Regions from separate parts of the Homo sapiens genome. Here region 1 is linked to region 2. A link is a loop called in an ENCODE intact Hi-C map of the cell type or tissue named here. Cell type or tissue: GM12878. All regions are shown on one strand. Each heading gives the region's core, and the rest is flanking DNA. Links, peaks and the distances in the headings are about the cores only.

Region 1 (10,511 bases), core at 2,149-7,148, 170 kb after region 2:
AAGCATGTGCCCTGGTTGGAAAGTCCTTGAGCCAGTTAAGCATCAATGGACTGGTTCACTAAGGAACAAATGGAATCCTGACCCTCCTCTGGGAATGCTCCAGCCTGTTGGGCGACTGTTACTCAGTTAATGACTCTGGGTGGGAAATCGTCACCTGAGGGGTAAGTGTCTTGTTACCCTTTACTCTTGTACCTAACCCACGTTCCCTTTTGTTTTCAGCTCTTAGATACAAAGTCAACAGACAGAAAGCAAACACTGTTGCACTATATATCCAATGTGGTGAAAGAAAAATATCACCAAGTGTCCCTGTTTTATAATGAGCTTCATTATGTGGAAAAAGCTGCTGCAGGTACTTGATTTCAGCTATTACCGTTCGTCTTGGGTATTTAATGCCTTTAATTGTGGTGGAGCCATTCCCTGCTTAAACACTTTTCAGAACCCATTTAAAAAGCCAAGGCTAAGAAGTCAGACACACTGAGCTGGAACACATCGGCCGTGGTGTTGTCCACCCCTGAGAGCAGAAGAGCACATGGGTGTAAAGGTGATCTCTGTGTCCTTTCTGTAAGACACAGGCCACTGAGCGTCATGTCCCTTCCCTCTTTTATTCACTGCCCTTTTTATTCTGCTGCTATTGTATGAAATGTGAGAATGAGAATCTGAGAATCATCACCCAACAAACACTTTTAATTTGATTTTGTGCCATTCTACTTGCTCAAGTGTGGCAGTTGTAAACATTTTGCCTTTGCCTGGACACTAGTTAAATTATTAGCACTTCTTGGTTGCTACTTTGCTAAGACAGTTATACATTTTGTCATTTAAATCATCTGTGACTCTAAGATAGCTGGGATGTACAAGGTAATAGTATCTCCATTATTATAGGTGAGAAAATTGAGATTTTTCGAGGTTAAATGTCTTGCCCAAAGTCACATGAGTAGAAAGTGATAGAAACAGGACTAGAAACCTGGTCTTACTTCTCATGAAGTGTATTATCCAATGTACCATGTTCCCTCAAAAGCATATTCGATTAGCAAAAGGAATGATATGCAGATTGACCTTACAGTCATTTATAGGCTGTGATTCTCAAATTGTGATATCGAACCATAAGCAGCCAGTGTTTATTATAAATTCAGATTCCTGTGGGGTACCTCAGGCATCTGGAATTTTGGAGGGTGAGGCCTTCTCTAACTCAGCCATGGTAAATGGCTGCTGCTTCTGTGTTCTCACTAAAGAACACTCTGGTCTACCCTCTCGTACAAGATTTCTCATACTGTATTACAACAATTTGCATGTCCATTGCAATCTGTGCTCTTCTTTTTTTTTTTTTTTAGACAGGGTCTTGCTCTGTGGCCCATGCTACAGTGCAGTGACATGATCACAGCTCACTGCAGTCCTGACCTCCCAGGCTGAAACGATCCTCCCACCTCAGCCTCCTGAGGAGCTGGGACCACAGGCACACACCACTATGCCCAGCTAATTTTTAAAATTTTTGTAGAGATGGGGTCTCCCTGTGTTGCCTAGGCTGGTCTTGAATTCCTGGGCTCAAGTGATCCTCTCGCCTCAGCCTCCTAAAGTGCTGGGAGTACAGGTGTGAGTTACCATGCCTGGCCAATCTGTGCACTTCTTAAGGGTATATCAGGTTTTATTTATCTTTCTATTTCTCTCAGCCCCTGAAAATTGGATGTTGGAAATAAATGAATGAACAAGTGAACAAATGAATGAATGAGATGATGCACTGTTACAGGGACAAATGCTGCAGAAGCTGTGGTGGAGACTGAGAGGCAGATGGAGATGACTCTCTGACTATGAAGAACTATATGACGCAGGCTGGATAGACCTAGAGCAAGTTCGGGGCTCACTTAGACAGTAGGCAGAATTTCTGTTCTGACCAAATGATTTTCCTCCTTTTAAGTTTCCCTTTGCCTAAATTAATTACACCTCACAATTCTAATTAAGAAAAATGTTAAAAAGCTATTATAATTTCTACCTGACCAATGGGTACTAATTCATTTTGTTTGGTCCAAATGGTGTCATTTGAAAAACATCGGTGGGGAAAATGGGAGACTGGGTTGCTCCCTGGCAGAACTGTTCTTTCTGTTTGCTCTCTGGTGCCCAGGTTGCCCAACACAGATTCTGTATTCCTTCACTCATGTGTTCACTCACTCCTTCATTTATCCAGTGAACACCTTTGAGTGCCCTCCATGTACTTGGCACTATCATAAGTATTAGAGAATCAAGGATGATAAGACAGTGTGAGTCTACTGAGGGAAAAACCTACTGCACTGTTTTAGTAGGTTGGTGCAAAAGCAACTGTGATTTTGGACCGTGAATTATCAATCATTATAACTAGGCTCAAACATCTTTATTATGGCCGGGTGCGGTAGCTCATGTAATCCTAGCACTTTGGGAGGCTGAGGCGGGCGGATCACTTGAGGTCAGGAGTTTGAGACCAGCGTGGCCAACATAGCGAAACCCTGTCTCTACTAAAAATACAAAAATTAGCTGGGCATGGTGGCACATGCCTGTACTCCCAGCTACTTGGGAGGCTGAGGCAGGAGAATTGCTTGAACCCGGGAGGCAGAGGTTGCAGTGAGCTGAGACTGTACCACTTCACTCCAGCCTGGGTGAAAAGAGCGAGACTCCGTCTCAAAAACAAACAAACAAAATACATCTTTAGTAATCAAAACAGGAACCATTAAGATCAACACATTTTTGCCAATGAGAAATAAGTTTGTTTATTCCTGTAGTGAAAAAAATCTGTGCTTCTAGATTCAACAACTCTTGGAAAGCATTTTCCGCATCCTGCTGGTTGTGGAAGCATTTTCCCTGCAAAAAGTTGTCGAGATGCTTGAAAAAGTGGTAGTCGGTTGGCAAGAGGTCAGGTGAATATGGCGGATGAGGCAAAGCTTCATAGCCCAATTTGTTCAACTTTTCAAGCGTTGGTTGTGCAATGTGCAGTTGGGTGTTGTCGTGGAGAACTGGACCCTTTCTCTTGACCAATGCTAGCTACAGGCGTTGCTGTTTGGGGTGCATCTCATTGATTTGCTGAGCATACTTCTCAGATGTAATGGTTTCGCTGGAATTCAGAAAGCTGTAGTGGATCAGACCAGCAGCAGACCACCAAATGGTGACCATGACTTCTTTTTTTTTTGATGCAAGTTTGGCTTTGGGAAGTGCTTTGGAGCTGCTTCTTGGTCCAACCACTGAGCTGGTCATTGCTGATTCTCATATAAAATCCATTTTTTGTTGCATGTCATAATCTGATTGAGAAATGGTTCGTTGTGTAGAAGAGGAGAAGATGACACTTGAAAGCAACGATTTTTTAAAAAGTTTTCTCTCAGCTTATAAGGCACCCACTTACCAAGCTTTTTCACCTTTCAAATTTGCTTTAAAAGACTGTAGAATGGTTGATGTTGAGTTCTTCAGCAGCTTCTTGTGTGGTTCCAAGAGGATCAGCTTCGATGATTGCTCTCAGTTGGCCATTGTCAACTTCTGATGGCCGGCCACTAAGCTCTTCATCTTCAAGGCTCTCGTGTCCTTTGCAAAACTTCCTGAACCACCAAATGCATTGCCAAATGCATTGTTGATGTTGCGAGTTGTCTTCACTGCTTTACAACCCGTTTTGAACTCAAATAAGAAAATTGCTTGAATTTGCTTTTTGTCTAACGTCATTTCCGTAGTCTAAAATAAATACAAACAGCAAGTTAATACGTCATTAGCAAAAAAAGTGAGAAGTGTGCATTAAAATGATGTATAACATAACCACATTGATTTAAGAATGTATTCCAATATCAAACAGCAGATTTCAGCAAATACTGCAGTTACTTTTGCACCAATAATTTGTCCACGTGCAGAGTTGAGTCAGGCAAGGGGGCCCAGAGCTGGTACTCAACGTCCTAAAGAAGCTGCTCAGGAGGCTGTGGGGGAGTGCCTGCCCCGGGAGGGGCCACACTGCAGACAGAAAGGTTCACACTAAACCTTGCTGAATAGGGAGGGGTTGTTAGCTGTGCAAGGCTGCTTTGGGTCCTAGTAATCAATACAACCTATGGTCAACCGACAAAAGGCTGCCCCCTGCTGGAGAGTCAGAGAAATGCAAAAAGAGTTGTAATCCCAACACTTTGGAAAGTCGGGGCAGGAGTTTGAAGGTGCAGTGAGCTATGATGGAACCACTGCACTCCAGCCTGGATGACATTGTGAAACCTTGTCTCTAAAACACACAAAACCTTAGGCTTGCTGCAGATAAGGACCTCTGAGCCTACGGGCCCACCCATAGGCTATTCTTGTAAGAGAAATGGAATAGTTTTGTGCAAGTGTGGGATTTAGAGTCCACATTTGTTACCTGAACTCCTCTGCCACCTACTAGCAGTGTGACCAAGGGCAGGCCACAGAACCTCTTTATGCTGCTTTTGCTCATTGACAAAATGAGCTAATGATGCAAATGAACTAGTGCATGCAAAGAATGTAATGTAGTGCTTATAATGCTTCTTTGCATTAAAAGATCTCTGTGCCAAAAGCTGGAAGCTAGGTTTAGGGCCCTTGAGTAAGCCTAAGAATCTCCTGAGAACTTGGCCCAGCAGCCAGATTCGCTGTGGTTGTGACTTCCCCATTGAGTTTCACTGGGATGTTCTTTCTCTGCTTTAGTCTCCCTTGAGAATGTTTTGCTGGATGTCAAGGAGCTCCAGAGGGGAATGGACTTGACCAAGAGAGAGTACACCATGCATGACCATAACACGCTGCTGAAGGAGTTCATCCTCAACAATGAGGGGAAGCTGAAGAAGCTGCAGGATGATGCCAAGATCGCACAGGCAAGTATTGGTGCCCCTGAAACCTGTGAAGAGGCTGCATCCATTAAAGCTGCCTGTGGTGCAGGCCCTGTATTTGGGGAGAAATGTTCCATTTCCCTCTGTTTGTGGAGGGTAGCTTTCTTGTTGTAACTATTATTTATTACGGGGGGACCATTCCCAGGGTTATTCTTGGAAGGGCCCCGTCCTCATTGTCCTTTTCTAATCTGGGGCTCTTTACCCTGTCCCCTCCCCCTCCCCTTTCACTTCAATACTCACTCCAGTGTGGGTGCTGTATTCAGTTCAGCCCACATGCGTCAGGCCTGTGCTCGGCAAAGCAGTGTTTCCTGTGTAGTGGGTTTCTGTAGATCTTGTCCTTGAAAATCTTACACTATACTGGGGGTTGCTGATAGATAGGCAGGCCTGCAAAACAGAATGAACAGTACGCTATCAGAAGAGGCAGAGGCAAAGTTGGGGGATGGGGACTCAGAAAGCAGATTCAGTGGAAGGGCCTCTGGTTTGGGGCAATCTTGTATCATGGAAGAGTTCAGGCAGAGACTGAGTGTCCCCTGTGTGAGGCTGTCATAGGGAGTGTTGAAGCAAGGAAGTGGAATTTAGGGTCAGAGTGACCAAGATCCCTTTTGACCTTGTTGGTTTTAAGGGGTTCTGCCACGGCCTTTGGAAACTCCTGTAAGAAAGATTTCCTTGTTTTGTATGTGGGGTGTGTGCGTGTGCATGCATGCATGTATGCCTGTGTGTAGAAGTGGCAGGAGGTCCTGCAGATGAATTCCTGTGCCCCACTATTGCATTCCTCGGATTGCCTCTGCTGAGGCGTTTGGAGGAAACACGGAGGCGTTAGGCAATCTTGGGAGGTAAGGGAGGTGCAGCAACGCAAGGCCATGGGAGCCTCTGTCTTGTGGCTGCTGCTTTGCATCAGCGTTCCCCCTAGAGCATCCAGTTCAAATGCCTAACTAATGAAACTCAAGAAAAATTTGCTTCTTCACAGGATGCCTTTGATGATGTTGTGAAGTATTTTGGAGAAAACCCCAAGACAACACCACCCTCTGTCTTCTTTCCTGTCTTTGTCCGGTTTGTGAAAGCATATAAGGTATATGTTAAGGCCCTCCTTGCCCTTATTTCTCAAGCAATTGCCCTCCTTGAGATGTGTCTGAGTCCCAACTCTCTGCAGAGGCCTCCCAGTTCCTGTGGACAGCAGATCTGGGTGGCATTCACGAGATAGCAGTCCCTAGCTCTGTGGAGGCTGAGGGACATTATGGTCCCTTTCTCCACCTAGCCAGTCCTCTGCCTCAGCCAGAAAACAAAGCTCTTGGCAGCCCCCTTGGGGCAAGGGAGATGCTCAAAGACATTGCTGCCCCATTGACTGTTCACCTAGGCAGGCAAGGTGAAGTACTTGAAAATCCAGGCCTCTTGTGGAATTCTTTAATGGGTAGAAGTGAGCTGTGGGCTGTGGTGAAGGTGCATGATACAGCTGAAGTTAAGGAGAGCCTGCTTGTGTAAGTCATAGCACAGGGCTTAGGACCTCTTAGACCAGCATTTCTCTAGTATGGACTAAAGGATGGTGCTTTTAAGGATGGGCACTCTCTGTTTCTTTGTGTGGATCAGTAAGTGGCCCTTCCTTTAAATGGGAGGCCCTCTTGGACATAATCCAGGGCTGTGGTCTTGAAAAAGCCTATGACGCAAAGAGACATGTATCAGAAGGATTTGTCCATTTGAGAAATTACAAGAAGGCTGTTAGAAGATTTTAGCTGACCTTGGCAACACCTCAATCTATATCCTCCAGGCGTATCTTCATGTAGCACTGATAACACTGGTGGAGGTAGGAGGAATGTTTATTGCAGAGGGGAGGAGGGATGTGGCAGGGTTCTCCACACTTTTGAGAAGTCCTGTTGGAAATAGGGGGACACTTCCCTAACACCACTAGGGGCTGAAGGCTCTGGAAAATCATTATTGGGCCTTTTACTAAAACTCAGAAAGTCAAAATATTCTTAGCCCATCTTCCCTCAGCATGGCTTAATGTAGCAGTAGAGCTATAAGCTGCTGGTAGAAGGAACGTCTGTGGCAGTCAGGGTGAACAGAAACACAGCACAAACTCCGTGTGCCAGACTCAGGATTTGCTCGTGATGAGAAGGCTGCGGGCCACCAACTGCTGCCGTCTGCAGTGCTTGGTAGCCCAAGCCCACTGGCTGGCTGTGTTTATGTGCTGTAGAGATAGTCTGCGATGGCCCTTGTCATGTGCTGTGCCATTTTTTTCACATAAAAACATGTAAGTCTAAGGTCAAAAGAGAAAATATATTTTAAAATCGGCTAAGACAGGTTGGGAAGTGGCTGGGGTTTGTCTCAAAGCCTGAGGCATCAGCAGGGATATGCGTGGAGCAGAGGAAAAAAGAAGCTGCCCTTGGTGGTCTGGGCTGTGTTGGAGGTCCCAGCCTGTCCATCAGCGTGCTCCTTCCACCTCACTGTTCCTCCCTGTGATTTTTCACAGCTGATTCAGTGAAGCATGTGCCAGGCAGTGATGTGACTGCCAGGATGTTTTTCTTGCCCTATACGTGATGAATAGCCTCCTAGCCTGGCACTCACCTAGGGACTTTGTAGGCAGAGGTTGGGGTTTTAGGACATCATCCCTCTCATATAGACCAAAATGAAAACAAAAGCAATGGAGACCCAAATGTAAACTTTATTACTGATAACAGCTGGGCTGGAGGATGTGGTGTCTGTGACCTTCTGCTTCAGCTGCAAATTAGGTAGATGACCTGTCCATCAGTTCACAGCTTGACAACTAGAGGTCTCTTCGGGGAGGCCGGCTTCAAAAGAAAGAGTGCCCAAGAGGGCTGAGCTGAGGTGAGCCTATTCACTTTCTTCTAGATTCATCAGACTAGTCACACTGCCTTCCTTGGGAAGGAGCAAGGCATGGGAGAGTCCAAGAGTGTCACTCTGGTGAGGCCCCGAAAAGAAATGAGGGTTTTCCCCTAACAATAGGCAGAAGGCAGAAGAATCTTAGATCCTGCTATCAGAGGAACTCTAGGTAGGCAGACTGTCTCTGAAAGGAAAACAAAATCACTGAGCACAGCTGCCAGGATGGTAGGTGCCCACCAGTGTGTGGGACAGAGACTAAGAGAAAGTTCAAACAGGGAGCGATCATCAGGAAAGGACTTCTGGATGAATTGAATCTCAGCTCCCAGCTTTTAAAGAGATGTGACAGGTAGCGAAGCCCAGAAGCAGAGCTAAATACAGGCATAAAGTGTAGATCTTCTCAACCTTCCATTTATTGTAATTCTCAACTCACTAAGGATGCTTGAAGAATGACTTTAAAAAATCTTGGCTGCTCTCATTTCCATTAACATCATCTTTCTGGTTCTTTTGATTTACCCAGCAAGCAGAAGAGGAAAATGAGCTGAGGAAAAAGCAGGAACAAGCTCTCATGGAAAAACTCCTAGAGCAAGAAGCTCTGATGGAGCAGCAGGATCCAAAGGTAAGAAGTGCCGCACTCATGAGACAGGTCCGTGAGGAGAGGCTGAGAGGGCTCTTCAGAGCAAGCCATACAAAGGACCAGCAAGCCAGGTGTGCCCAGGATCCTGACCACTTCCTTCTGGTGCCTGGACACTTGGCAAATGGAAATATGCTCATTGATTACTTTGTTCTGCAACCACTGGAATGAGGCTAAGAGCATGTTTGTGTAGCATATCCAAGCGTATAGACATCTGGAACTTAGTTGGATATACAGAGAGGCCACACCAGATGACCCAGTGACCAGAGGGCTTAGCATCCAGAGAAGGCTTTATGCAGATGCCCATTGGTGCTGGCCTTGATAGCTGGAGGGACTTGCTAGCAGGAATGGAGGGAACATTTCATGGAGGGCAACCTCGTTAGTAGGTAAAGAGCATAAAGGCTGGCAGTCCAAAGTTTTCTTCATTGTGATCCTTGGCAACACAGTTTAAGACATCTATGGTCATTACCAGTTGCCTCTTGTTGCCGTAGACTCCAGCCTTCTTGTTGCTGCCAGGTGAAGTTTTGTGTGTTCGTCAGTGGAAGTTTTTGTTTCCTTCCCAGAAGCTTGAGTTCTCTGCAACTGAGCAGAATGTGGGATGTGTGTGTGTTTTTGGCCGAAGCTGCTTATTAGTAACATAATGCTCAGGCACATTTTGGATTTTCACAAACTCCTAATGGGTGCTGGCCTCACTAATCTCTGCCCTTCTTTCTTCTCAGTCTCCTTCTCATAAATCAAAGAGGCAGCAGCAAGAGTTAATTGCAGAATTAAGAAGACGACAAGTTAAAGATAACAGACATGTATATGAGGGAAAAGATGGTGCCATTGAAGATATTATCACAGGTAAAAGATATTTCTTCACTGTGGCCCATGGAGATCCCACTGGCCTCACCTAGACTGGGATGCATGCAGATTTTGCAGCTTCTTTTGTCCAGGGTTGTCAAGTTCATTAGTTGACTTTATTCACACCCAGAGTGATGCAGAGAGGCTTTGAAGTCCATTTACAGCAGCATGTATACTGCCCCAATACTCTGCATTGGAACCCTGTAAGTTTCAGCAGAGCTCCTTCATTTAAAGGATTTCCATTGTTATTGATATGTCATCATGCTCCATTTTTTTTTTCCTCGTGGCCACACCTAGCCACCTGCCTGATTAATAAACACTGTGGACAAGACCCATTCAGCAATGTACTAATCACAGTCCATGGATGCTCTTTAAGAGCCTCTTTACTCATTCAAAGTAACTGAAGTCAGTAGGTACTTTAATTTGGGTGAGCCAACAGGCTTCCAGCCCAGGGTTGGGAACTGGTTTTATCAGCCAAGAATTGTGTTAACCCAGCCTGGTTCCTGTCTGATTGAATTAGCATAATGCTATCTCCTCGAACCAATTCTCCCAAATTTCTGTACTTCCTTTTACAGATCAGAGTAATAACTTGGGCACTAGTAGGAGAGGCAGCAAGTGACTTTTCCTTCATGTCTGTTGCACATGAATGTTGCTTATAAGCTTCCAGATGCTTATAGCTTTTTATAATGGGACAGTCCAATAATATGCAGATGTACTGAAAATAGTATGATGAGGTCCCATGTATCCCTCATCCATTTCAACAATTACGAACTCATGGCCAATCTTGTTACATGTACACTCTACCTACCCCCATATCCAACCCTTGACAACCAAGACGTAGAATTTCACTTGGAAATATTTCAGTATGTATCTTCAAAAGATAAGGACTCTTAAAAAATAAAAACAAAAACATACTTTACACCATTATCACATCTAAGAATCCCTTAATATCAAATATCTAGTCATTAGTTCACATTTCCCCAACTGTCCTGATTTTTAAAAATAGAATTCCTAGACTCTTGATGTCTCATTTCTTTTTTTTTTTTGATGGAGTCTCATTCTGTTGCCCAGGCTGGAGTGCAGTGGTGCTATCTCAGCTCACTGCAAGCTTTGCCTCCTGGGTTCACACCATTCTTCTGCCTCAGCCTCCCAAGTAGCTGGGACTACAGGCGCCCACCACCACGCCTGGATAATTTTTTGTATTTGTAGTAGAGATGGGGTTTCACCGTGTTAGCCAGGATGGTCTCGATCTCCTGACCTCGTGATCTGCCCGCCTCGGCCACCCAAAGTGCTGGGATTACAGGCGTGAGCCACCATGCCCAGCCTGTCTCATTTCTTGTTATAGCTTAGTGAACATTGTACATTGGGATCCTAAATGGTCAAAA
Region 2 (10,511 bases), core at 2,790-7,789:
TTTAGCAGCCATTATATGGTACTGTGTCCTGCCAGATAAAAGACTGAAGAAAGTTATCATCCAAGTTCTTACCGTATGCCTTGCTTCTGGATGAAAACTGATTTGTCACAAAGCTCAGTTAAAATTCACTACAGTGTAATTTTAACAAACTTGAGAGTGGTCAAAGTATTTTGGCCTTGTAATGAATTGAGCCAGTATTTGTTGAATATCTTTCTTTCCCACAACTGCCCTCTTCATAGAGCAGGGGTCCCCAACCCCCGGGCCACGGACCTGTTAGGAACCAGGCCGCACAAGGGGCAAGTGAGCAAAGCTTTGTTTGTGTTTACAGTGCTCCCCATCACTTGCATTACTGCTTGAGCCCTGCCTCCTGTCAGATCAGCAGCAGCATTAGATTCTCATAGGAGTGTGAATCCTATTGTGAACTGCACGTGTGAGGGATCTAGGTTATATGCTCCTTGTGAGAATCCAATGCCTGATGATCTGTTACCGTCTCCCATCACCCCTGGATGGGACTGTCTAGTTGCAGGAACACAAGCTCAGGGCTCCCATTGATTCTACATTATAGTGAATTGTATAATTATTTCGTTATATATTACAATGTAATAATAATAGAAATAAAGCACACAATGAATGTAATGTACTTGAATCATCCCCAAACCATCTCCCCCTTGCCTCCCCACTACCTGGTCCATGGAAAAATGATCTTCCACGAAACCGGTCCCTGGTTCCTGGTACCAGAAAGGTTGGGGGCTGCTGCTGTAGAGGATAAGAAAAGAGTAATATGACCTCTGCCTTCAAAGAATTGATAATTTGGAACAGAGCTGAACAATAGAAATATGTGAACCATATGATGAACTTTAAATTTCCCAGTAGCCACGTTAGGAGATAAGAAAGAAACAGTTCACCTGGTTAGATAGATGGTGAAGAAAATGAGAAAAGAACAGATTTCGGAATTATTTTTAATGTATTTTATTTAACCCAGTATATTAAAATATCATTCCAACATGTAATCAATATAAAGATTACTAGTGAGATATTTTACTTTTTTTTAAACATATGAAGTCTTTGAGATCTGGTGTATGATTTACTCCTAATGCACATCTCAATTTGATGTTGAATTTTTGTTGGAAATATTTGATCTGTATTTAGATTATAAAATTTAGAGTCAAAAAAGTAGATTCACATACCACATTTGTTCCAGTTATACTTAAAAGTTTTTCAATAACTGAGTCAAACATGTTTTAAAATCTGAATTAAAAATTAATTTAAATTAATATTAAAAATTCAATTCTTTCTTCACCCTAAACATATTTCAAATGCCAATAGCCTTGTGCAGCTGGCAGCTACTGTATTTAACAGCACAGATATGGATGTTGAGAGAAGACTTTTCTACCTTTAATACTTAAATAATCAAGGTGATATGTAATTACAAAAAGAATTTTGTTCTTCTTTTGTATAGGATGGTTTTGTGCTACAGACTAGCTAGAGCTTCACTGTCTAATAGAACTTTCTGTGATGAAAATGTGCAATGTTGGCACAGTCCAGTCCAGTAAAGGTAGTCACTAGCCCTACATAGCTTTTTTTCTTTTTAATTTTTTTGAGACAAGATCTCTCTTTGTTGCCCAGCGTGGAGTGTGATGTGCAATCACTGCTCACTGCAGCCTCAACTTCCAAGTCTCAAGCAATCCTCCCACCTCAGTCTCCCAAGTAACTGGGACTAGAGGTGTGTACCATCGTGCCCTGCTAATTTTTAAATTTTTTGTAGAGATAGGATTTTGCTTAAGTAATCCTCCTGCCTCAACCTCCCAAAGTGTTGGGATTACATGTGGGAGCCCTTGGGCCTGGCCACCTACGTAGCTTTTGAAGACTTGAAATGTGGCAAGTACAACTAGGAACTGAATTTTAATCTTGTTTATTTCAAGTGTGAGTAGCTACATAGGGCTAGTGGCTGTCGTACTCAACTAGAGACTCATAAAGGAGCCACAATTTGAATTAGTTTAGGCAGTGAGAAAATGATTAAGACATTAGGAGAATAGCTTAGACCAGTGGTTTTCAAACATTACTGCACACTGGAATTATAGGGGGATTTTTAAAAAAACCTCTGATTGTCTGCCACTCCCACACATTCTGGTTTAATTGATGGAGATGACCTAGTCATTCGGAGTTTACAAAGCTCCCCAGGTGATTGTGATGTATAACAAATTTGGGAACAGATCTATGCTTGTATTATAAATTCTCCACAAATCTATTTCCTTGCTATTCATATTATATGTAAGTTTGCTAGGAACAAGAACAAATAAAGAAGGAACCACATCAATACCTTGTGTTTGCTAGATTCCTAAGACTACTACATATATACTCTTAATTGATCATACCCTGTGCATTAGATGGGGTAGAAATGATCCCACTTGGCTAACAAAAAGAGATTCAAAGGTTAGTTGACTTGCTGAAGGTCACATAGCTGGGGGGTGATGGAGTCCTGTCTTAAACCTGGATCTCATGTTTCTGCCACCACATAAGCAGAGAAATGTAGCGTATCCAGCTTCCTCCAATTCGTGGCTTGTTTTCTCTCTCTTCATAATAGAGCCCTTGTGCTTGGATTTATAAAGAATGTTTCTTTTGATATTTAGGGGGAAAAAATCTCATTAACAATTGGATGTTTGTAGTCCAACAGATTCGTTATCCTCTAAGGGGCACTGTGTTGGGTGTTAGCAGTTCTCTGCTCTCTTCCTGGTACAACATATGATCTTGGTGACCTTGGGTTAGCCAGTTAGCACGTCGGATTTCTAGTTGTTAGAAGAGGAGTTATCAAACCTGTTTGTTCTATCTCTTAAAGGATTGTTGTCAAAAAATATCATTGCTTTGTAATGGAGACCAACATTTATACTTCTGCAGTTATACTTGCTCCTGAAATAAATTTTTTTCTTACCTTTTTGAAATAATAGTTTTTAAAATTGAGCCATTTTCATATGTTAGACATGAATTAATTCAACCCTCACAACAGCCCTGGGAGATAGGGCCTATTACCCTTCTCTTGGTGATGAAGAAATCAAGGTTCAGTGACTTGCTGAAGGTCACACATCTTATTAGAGACAGAGCTGGGATTAGAACCAAGGTGGTTTTGCTTCAAAGCCTATGGTATTATCTGCTCCAGAGAACTAAATCATACCCTTGTGGCCTGAGTGCAATTTGCCTTTAATAGGATGTTTACTGCCTTCTGCATTACTGGTACCAAGGGGTGGCAAGATTTCACTAGTGACTTTGAAGTTCCCCTCTTAGACTTGTAATAGATGGTGGATATTTCCTCAGTCTTAGATAAAATAAAAGCATCTTCAGAAAATATTGCTACTCATGTGTCTCAAATTTAGGAGCAGTGAGCTTGCCATGCAAAGGTAGCTTTCAGACCATCCCCTTTCCCTCTCCCCTAGTTTTTCTAATAGGTATCCTAGAGCTCCCGGTACTACTCAGCCAGGATTTAATTTGAAATGAGTTAGTTTATAATGAATTGAATGTTGTTTTTTTTTCTCCCTGGCTTTTCCCATTTGGAGAAAAACACTTCAAACCTAGAACAGGTATCTGCTTTGTTTGATGGTTAATTTTCTTTCTTCCTTTGTGTGTGTGTATGTGTGTGTTTTGAGATGGAGTCTCGCTCTATCACCCAAGCTGGAGTGCAATGGTGCAGTCTTGGCTCACTGCAACCTCTGACTCGCAGGTTCAAGCGATTCTCCTGCCTCAGTCTCCTGAGTAGCTGGGTTTACAGGCATATGCAACGATGCCTGGCTAATTTTTTATTTTTTTTGGTATTTTTAGTAGAGACAGGGTTTCACCACGTTGACCAATCTGGTCTTGAACTCCTGACCTCAGGTGATCCGCCGACCTTGGCCTCCCAAAGTGCTGGGATTACAGGTGTGAGCCCCCGCACTCAGCCACTGATGGTTAATTTTCAAATGTATCTTCCTCCTCTGCTTTTCTGTGGGTGCCAACAAATAGAATGGTGGGTTTGTTTGTTATTCTTAACTCCTTTGGCTGGCTTTAAACATGTTCTCTTTTTAGCCTTATTTTTCTAAAAGCTTAGTGCAGAAATTTCTTGTTTGGCTTCCACTCTTCAGGGTGTGATAATTCCCAAGGTCTCTCTCTAGCTCCTCAGGAATGTACCCCCCTGATGGACTGAAATTTGTCCACTCCAGTGAAATTGTTTGGGGGAGAAGGGAGCAGAGTACACGTTCAAGATGTTTTCTCCCAGCATTTGTCTGTTGATGAGCTTTTGTAATTTCCATTTCACTGTCCTTGCCCCAGAGGATAACCTTGGATCTCAGTGTAGACTAGATTGAGTGTAAAATGAGTTAGCACAAATGAAGTGGAAACAGATCAGCGTGTGAGGAGGAGGCTCAGACGCTAAATCCTCTAGTTGGGTAAAGTTGAAAGCATTTTCCTCAGAGCCTCCCTGGGAATGCTTGTCCTATTTCTCAGAGAAATAAGCTACTGTGTGCATGTTGTTGCTGTTGATGCCTTTGACATTTGTGCTTAGCGAAGTGGAGGGTTCTGTGGGGGATACCAAAAAATTGCCCTAATCTCTGTCCTCAGGAATCTTATTGAGAAGGGGAGATGACCTGATTGCTAGACATCCATCTAGCTTCCCTCTGCTAGGCACGAGATGTACAAAGGTTTAAAAAGAGCCATGAATGCTAACTTCTTGGCTTACAGCTTAGCAGGGAACTCAGCCATGACTTGTAATACAGTGGGATCAGTACTACCATGGCAGCATCAACAAGAAACAAGTGCGATCTCATAGCCCTGCGCAAGTAGTGAACTACCAGCAAAGTCGGAGAGGCTTCATAGAGAAGGGGAGTTGAGCAGAGTTCTGAAAAGACTCCCCTCTGACTAGTGGGACAGGGCATTCGTGCAGGCAAGAACACCCTGTGCGAAGGCACTGAGGTGTGAAGCAGCCTGGTGTGTTGGTGAGTGCTCCACAAGAGCCATGTCAGACCTCAATTCAGTGCTATTTTGTGTGTTGCAGGCAGGAGGTTCAAAGGAGCCCGAGAGCAGGAAGGCTGACCAAGCCAGATTTGGAAATACTTGGCTGGGATGTTCCTGGTCAGTGGGCTATTTGGGCAAAGTGGTTAAAGTGGGACAAAGGCACAGGGAAGGAATCCATGGAGGGAAGGGGAGAAATGGCTCCTTTAGTATCTTGAATGAGGCTTTTGGATGTGAGTCCAGGTACAGTGCTATAGTTTAATTGCTTTTGCTTCTGTTTCTTTAAGGATACATTGCACTTAAACCCCAGTAATTATTCCAGATTTTGTTAGTGGATATATCCCCACCCCCCATCTGGCTCAAGCTAAGCAGTTGGCATAAGTAGGGGAACAGAAGGCTCAGAATTGTCCACTGGAAGTACTCGGCTTTTCTTTGGAGAGATCAGGTTTCTTCCATGGGAAAATGATGTCAACACACTTATCTTAGCACTTTGCCTCGAGGGCACCTGTGGGCTTGCGCCTAGAGCAAAGGAAAGGGGTTCCCTAAAACTTCCTTTCTGTTTTGGGAACATGGAGATGTGATAGAATATCCCTGATAAAAGCATCAGTTTATGGTGGAGGTGAGAGTTTATGACCAGGACCAGAAAGTTGCTAGAAAGGTTGCTAAGTGGAGAATTATGGTTGGTTATTTTCAGGAAGCAACTTAATGTTGTGGGAAGAAGCACTGGACTAGGATTTGGGAAATTTGAGGTCTAATCTTGATTTTACCTTAACTAATAAGATGATCTTGATCTTTCTGAGCCATGGTTTCCTAACAGGCAAATAAGGAGACTGGTTAGGAGACTCAAGAGAGCATATAGCAGGTGTGGTAAACCATGCAGCACTTTATAGTGTGAGGACTGTCTGAACCCTGTCACTTGGCGCCTCCATCCGGACACCACGTGTGCCCTCCTGCCCGCTGCGGGGGAGGACATGCCCCTGATGGGTCTGGGCTGCACTGGCCTCTGGGTGACTCATTGGCGTTTTGTAAACCACCTTATCTTTGAAGAAAATGTTTTCCACTACTAGTAAAATTTCTTTCTTTTCTGTCTTTATTTGTTTCTCTTTAAAGTTTTCTTAAACTGAGCTAACTTCAAAGAAGTATCTGGAATTCTCTTCTTCCTCCTTAACCACTTATAGCCCCCTTATCCCCAGTCATCATTGTAGTATATCTAATTGTTGGTGGATATAATGTGGGCCACTTTGGATTTGAGTAGTCAAAATCAGAGCCTGGCTAGTAATTGGGTTTGAAGGAGAGTTGAGCTGAAGTCATCTCATGAAACAAAAATGGCAAAAGACCATCCTATTAACACTGGACTTCCTTTGTCTTCCTTCATAAGATCCCTCAGGCTTTCCTTAGTATTAAGGAGCAGGGGGAGAAGACGGTGGCATATACTGCCCTTTAAATATGGCATTTCTGAACTTAGCTCTCCTTGTACTTTATCAAGTGAGTTGTCTTCCTCTCTCAACTAGATCCAAAGAAACATGGCAGCCTCTGCAGTCCCCGTGAAGTGCTGTGAGTGGGATGCCAGCAATAAAATCATGTCTTTCTATGGATTTTTGGTTGGTGTTCTAAGGCTTGCCGCTTCTCTTCCTAATAAGCCTGCACCGATTTTGTCCCTGAAGATTTGAGGCTGTGAAATATTCTTCCTTCTTCCTGCCTCCTCCAGTCTGGGAAGCTTCACTTATAGCCAGAGGGCTGAGTGAGGTACAGCTACTCCTACAATGAGGCAAGCCTTAGTGTTCTTGGCTTGCTTCACTGTGTTTCTGACACTGCCTTACCTTAACTCTTGAGTAAGCCCCGTTTCCTGGGCAGAATCTCACTTCTCCTTTCTTGCTGGTCATTTGGCTCTTTTTTTTCTGACAAGAGCTGGATCTTGCTTGTTTACCATCTACCCCAGCACCTTATTCTTTTTTCTTGGAAGTGCCAACATATTCCTCTACGTGCTGAACCTGTTCAGTAATTCTTGTTGGATTGTCATTCCTTTGGCAAACTGAAATGAAACACACAAATCTCAAAATAGATGTAACCAGACTCCTCAAACTTAATAAATACCGTATGTGCTTACACTAGGAATCTTGCTTGTCCCGTTTGTTAACGGGTACTTCACCCCACTCTCCTGCCTCCTGCTTCTTCCCTCGGCCCCTGTTTCCTACAAATCGAAGGCTGACAGAGCTTTTCCCCTGTGAATGCTGCTGACTTTACCAGCAGCTCATCCTGTGTAGTTACGCTGCATCTTTTGATGCCGTGCACTCGTTTGGATAGTATATGCTGTTTAAGGAACTGTCTGTGCTTGTATTATTTTGTTTGTGGAGGATGTAAATGATATAGGGTTAATTCTGATTGCCATCTTCATAGTGAGCTCGCTGTGGACTTTATCAGTATGTACACAGCATATGCATGTGTGCACACAATAGGTTTTGCCATGGAGTGCTTCTTTCTTCCGAGAGCAGGCCTGGTCAACTGTTGATGCAAGCAACAACATTTGTTTATTGAGTTCTTAATCTGCCAGGCACTGTGCTAAGCTATGTGTGTTTTAGCTCATTTAATTGTCAAAATAACTTGGTTAGGTAGGTACTGTTGTCATCATCACCCCATTTTAGGAGGACCTGAAGCATGGAGTTGTTAAGCTACTTGCAAGTGATCAGAAGATCTGGATTTTCAAGCTGGGCAGTTGGCCTCCAGAGCTCAGGCTCTTACCCATTTCTAAATCACTGCTCCTAAGTTGCTAAGGCAAATGATTGAACCAGGAATTGGTTTAGCCCCTGAATGACAAAGCATAGAGTAGTCATGGCTTCAGTGTAGCACTGATACCTTTATTTGAGGGATTCTGAAGAATTCTGACTTTATTACAGCCCTTGAGGCCTTTGATTAAGAAACTAATTCCCCTGATACATAATGAGATTTCTCTCTTGTTTCCTCAAAAGTGAGTGTGTATAGATCTAGGGCTGTGCCGTCCGATACAGGAACCACCAGCCTTTGAGGTTGTGGAGCACTTGAAATGTGGCTAGTGTAACCTAGGAGCAAACAGTTTAAGTTTATTTCAGTTCAATTAATTTACATTTAAAAACACTTCAGTTACTGGAAAACTTTTTCTGTATTTGGAACAACTTGGGTATGTGAACCTGTTTTTTTTTCATTTGTATATTTTATGAAATCTAAACATAAGTGTATCTGCTGAAAATTTAGCATGTGAATTACAATGTGCTGTAAGTAAAAATACACAAGATTTCAAAAGCTTATTTTGCATTTTTTCCCCTACTTCATTAATAATTTTATGTTGGTTACATATTGAAATGATATACCTTATTTAAGCCAGTATATCCAAAACATTATTGAAATCAGTTTCTTCTTTTTACTTTTTAATGTAGCTACTAGAAAATTTAATTCCATATGTGCTTCTCATTTTAATTCTTTTAGACAATGCTGTTTTAGAGCATAGATGTGAATACTCCCCTGTACAACAATACCTTACTGAAGCAAGTGCTCAAAAGATAATTATTGAATAGGTGATTTGAGGGTGGGAGCTGGCTAGAGAACTCATTCAATGGGGAGAGATAATGGAACCTGATTACTTTGTTGAAATTGGTACTTTAGGATATAAATGAAGTAATAATGATGCATAATAGACTCCACATAACATACACAATGCTTTATAGCCCTTTCTGTAAATTACCTCTTTGACTCACAACGTGATAAAATGAAAGTGGAGAAAATTAACATGAGCCAATTACTCTTGTTCAGATTGAGTTTCCTGTTTCTGCCATGAGCTGGAATACACTGACGCTGTTGATTCGTTTTTCTTCCTTTTGGGTGGATTTTGCAATTAAGCATATGAAGCCCTCCAGGACAGGCCTCCTCCTGGCTTCTTTTGCCTTCTTGTCTGCTGCTCACCACTTCCCTTGTCATCTGAGAACCTTTGCATACGTGTCATTTCAGCTCTTCCTGATATCATGTGTAACACCGAGGAGGAAGTCAGTGCCTCTGGAATCAGAATTAAGTCTCTGCATTGCCTTGGGACACCCCATGCCTTGAGAAGTGACACAGCTATTGTCAACACCTCTCATTATCCACCTACTTCTGACTACTTTTCTCTAGCCTCCTTGGCTAGTATCCCTTTTCCCACATGCTCCCTAAATGTTTGTTTGCACCCACAGCTGCACCCGTCTTCTGACTCATGCCATTTCTTTGTTATTCTGCATGTTGCCTGAGCCTTCCTATTCACTCTCAGGACTTCTGCTCCCCCTTGCGTGGCCTGTCCAGTGGTTGTCAAATTGGGGTGGAAATGCTGAACCTCCTGTGTCCTTATGCTCCGCTTGGAGAGGTCATCAATTGAAAATTCTTTGCTTAATTGAGCATGCAATTAAGAGTAAGGAAATACATGTTCTGATCTTTTTCTTCTGCTATGTTTTCTGGTTATAATTTTTTTAAAAAGAAAATAATGTCTCCGTCCTTTAGTTTTCCCACCTTGTAAAATGGGAGCAGTATGTGCATCCTAAGGCTAGTCTGAAGAAGCATTATGCCGTCATAGAGAAACACAGTAATTCTATGGTGTGCCGTATTTGGCTGTATACTGCATTTTAGAGTAGTTAACTACCATTGGATTTGAAATAGTACATGAAACTGAAACACTGCATTTATTAATGAGGGTAATTTATTCCTAGGAAACCTTTTTAAAAATGAATGTCTCCTTTAAGTGTTTGTTGGTTTCCCCTTTCCTGACCATACCCTCCCTGCTTTGTGTCTGTGTTATTTCTTTTAAAATTTCAAATAGATTTGAATAACTTAGCTTAAAAGATAGCCTCTCCCCTCCCTAATAAAGGACAAAGGTGGCTATTTTAGAGGTGGGTGATATTTGAGGCTGAATAATGCAATGTTTACGGCATACACAGGAAGTGGGAAGACCTGGGTTCTGGTTCCATTTCTGCCTTTTCAATCATTTTGTGAGCTGAGCAAGTCCCGTAATCTCAGGTGATGTGTATGTCCCTTAGCACAGGGCCTGTTCTCTAGTAATTGCTCAATAAATATTAACCATTATTATTGGTTGTCTTCTGAGAATATCACTTGAAGATTTAGATGAAAGTATTTGGAAGATTGCTGTCTACGATTTGTCAACCGTGGCTGACAACTAGGACGTGGGAAAGTAGAGAAGAAGCTGATAAAGATGAAAAGCTCATCTATAGAAAGATATTGAAAATTTATTTCTTCTAGATTACAAAATGACATTAGATATTATACCCTATGAGAAAAAATACGCTTAATCAACCCATTTTCCTCTTATGGCCATAATTAGTACATAGTCGCATCAATAAAGATTGACAATATAGCCTTCTCATATTGCCACTTCTAGATCCACTTGTAGGCTTAATTTTGGATCATATGCCGGATTTGAATTGTATTATGGAATCACAGAGATTGTCATGGTGATATGCAGTTCCAGGAAGGAGTGAATCGTATGTTCTGGTTATTACATGAATGAGAGACCTAAGAGCTCAGTT

What was found. Peaks named below come from ENCODE experiments on the same cell type or tissue, not always from the same donor. Only the 100,000 strongest peaks of a DNase experiment are listed, where the experiment ranks them.
Region 1: a loop joins it to region 2, with 2.4 times the contacts of the local background. A loop is called at or near these places in 5 of 110 quality-filtered maps.

What each region holds. Positions count from the first base shown.
Region 1 is chr2:152,631,789-152,642,299 of GRCh38, forward strand. It overlaps FMNL2 (formin like 2), which reads left to right. Exons shown (of 26, transcript NM_052905.4): 21 at 220-349; 22 at 4,639-4,802; 23 at 5,785-5,886; 24 at 8,170-8,268; 25 at 9,003-9,126. Among named protein-coding and RNA genes, the nearest start is that of PRPF40A, 80 kb to the right of the region's middle. In GM12878, for the core only: a CTCF peak has its summit at 4,073 (motif pointing left); a DNase peak (open chromatin) is centred at 4,033.
Region 2 is chr2:152,460,316-152,470,826 of GRCh38, forward strand. The region is part of intron 1 of FMNL2 (formin like 2); the gene reads left to right. Among named protein-coding and RNA genes, the nearest start is that of FMNL2, 130 kb to the left of the region's middle. In GM12878, for the core only: a CTCF peak has its summit at 5,903; DNase peaks (open chromatin) are centred at 5,846, 6,826, 7,286 and 7,686; H3K4me3 peaks cover 988 bases; H3K27ac peaks cover 1,233 bases.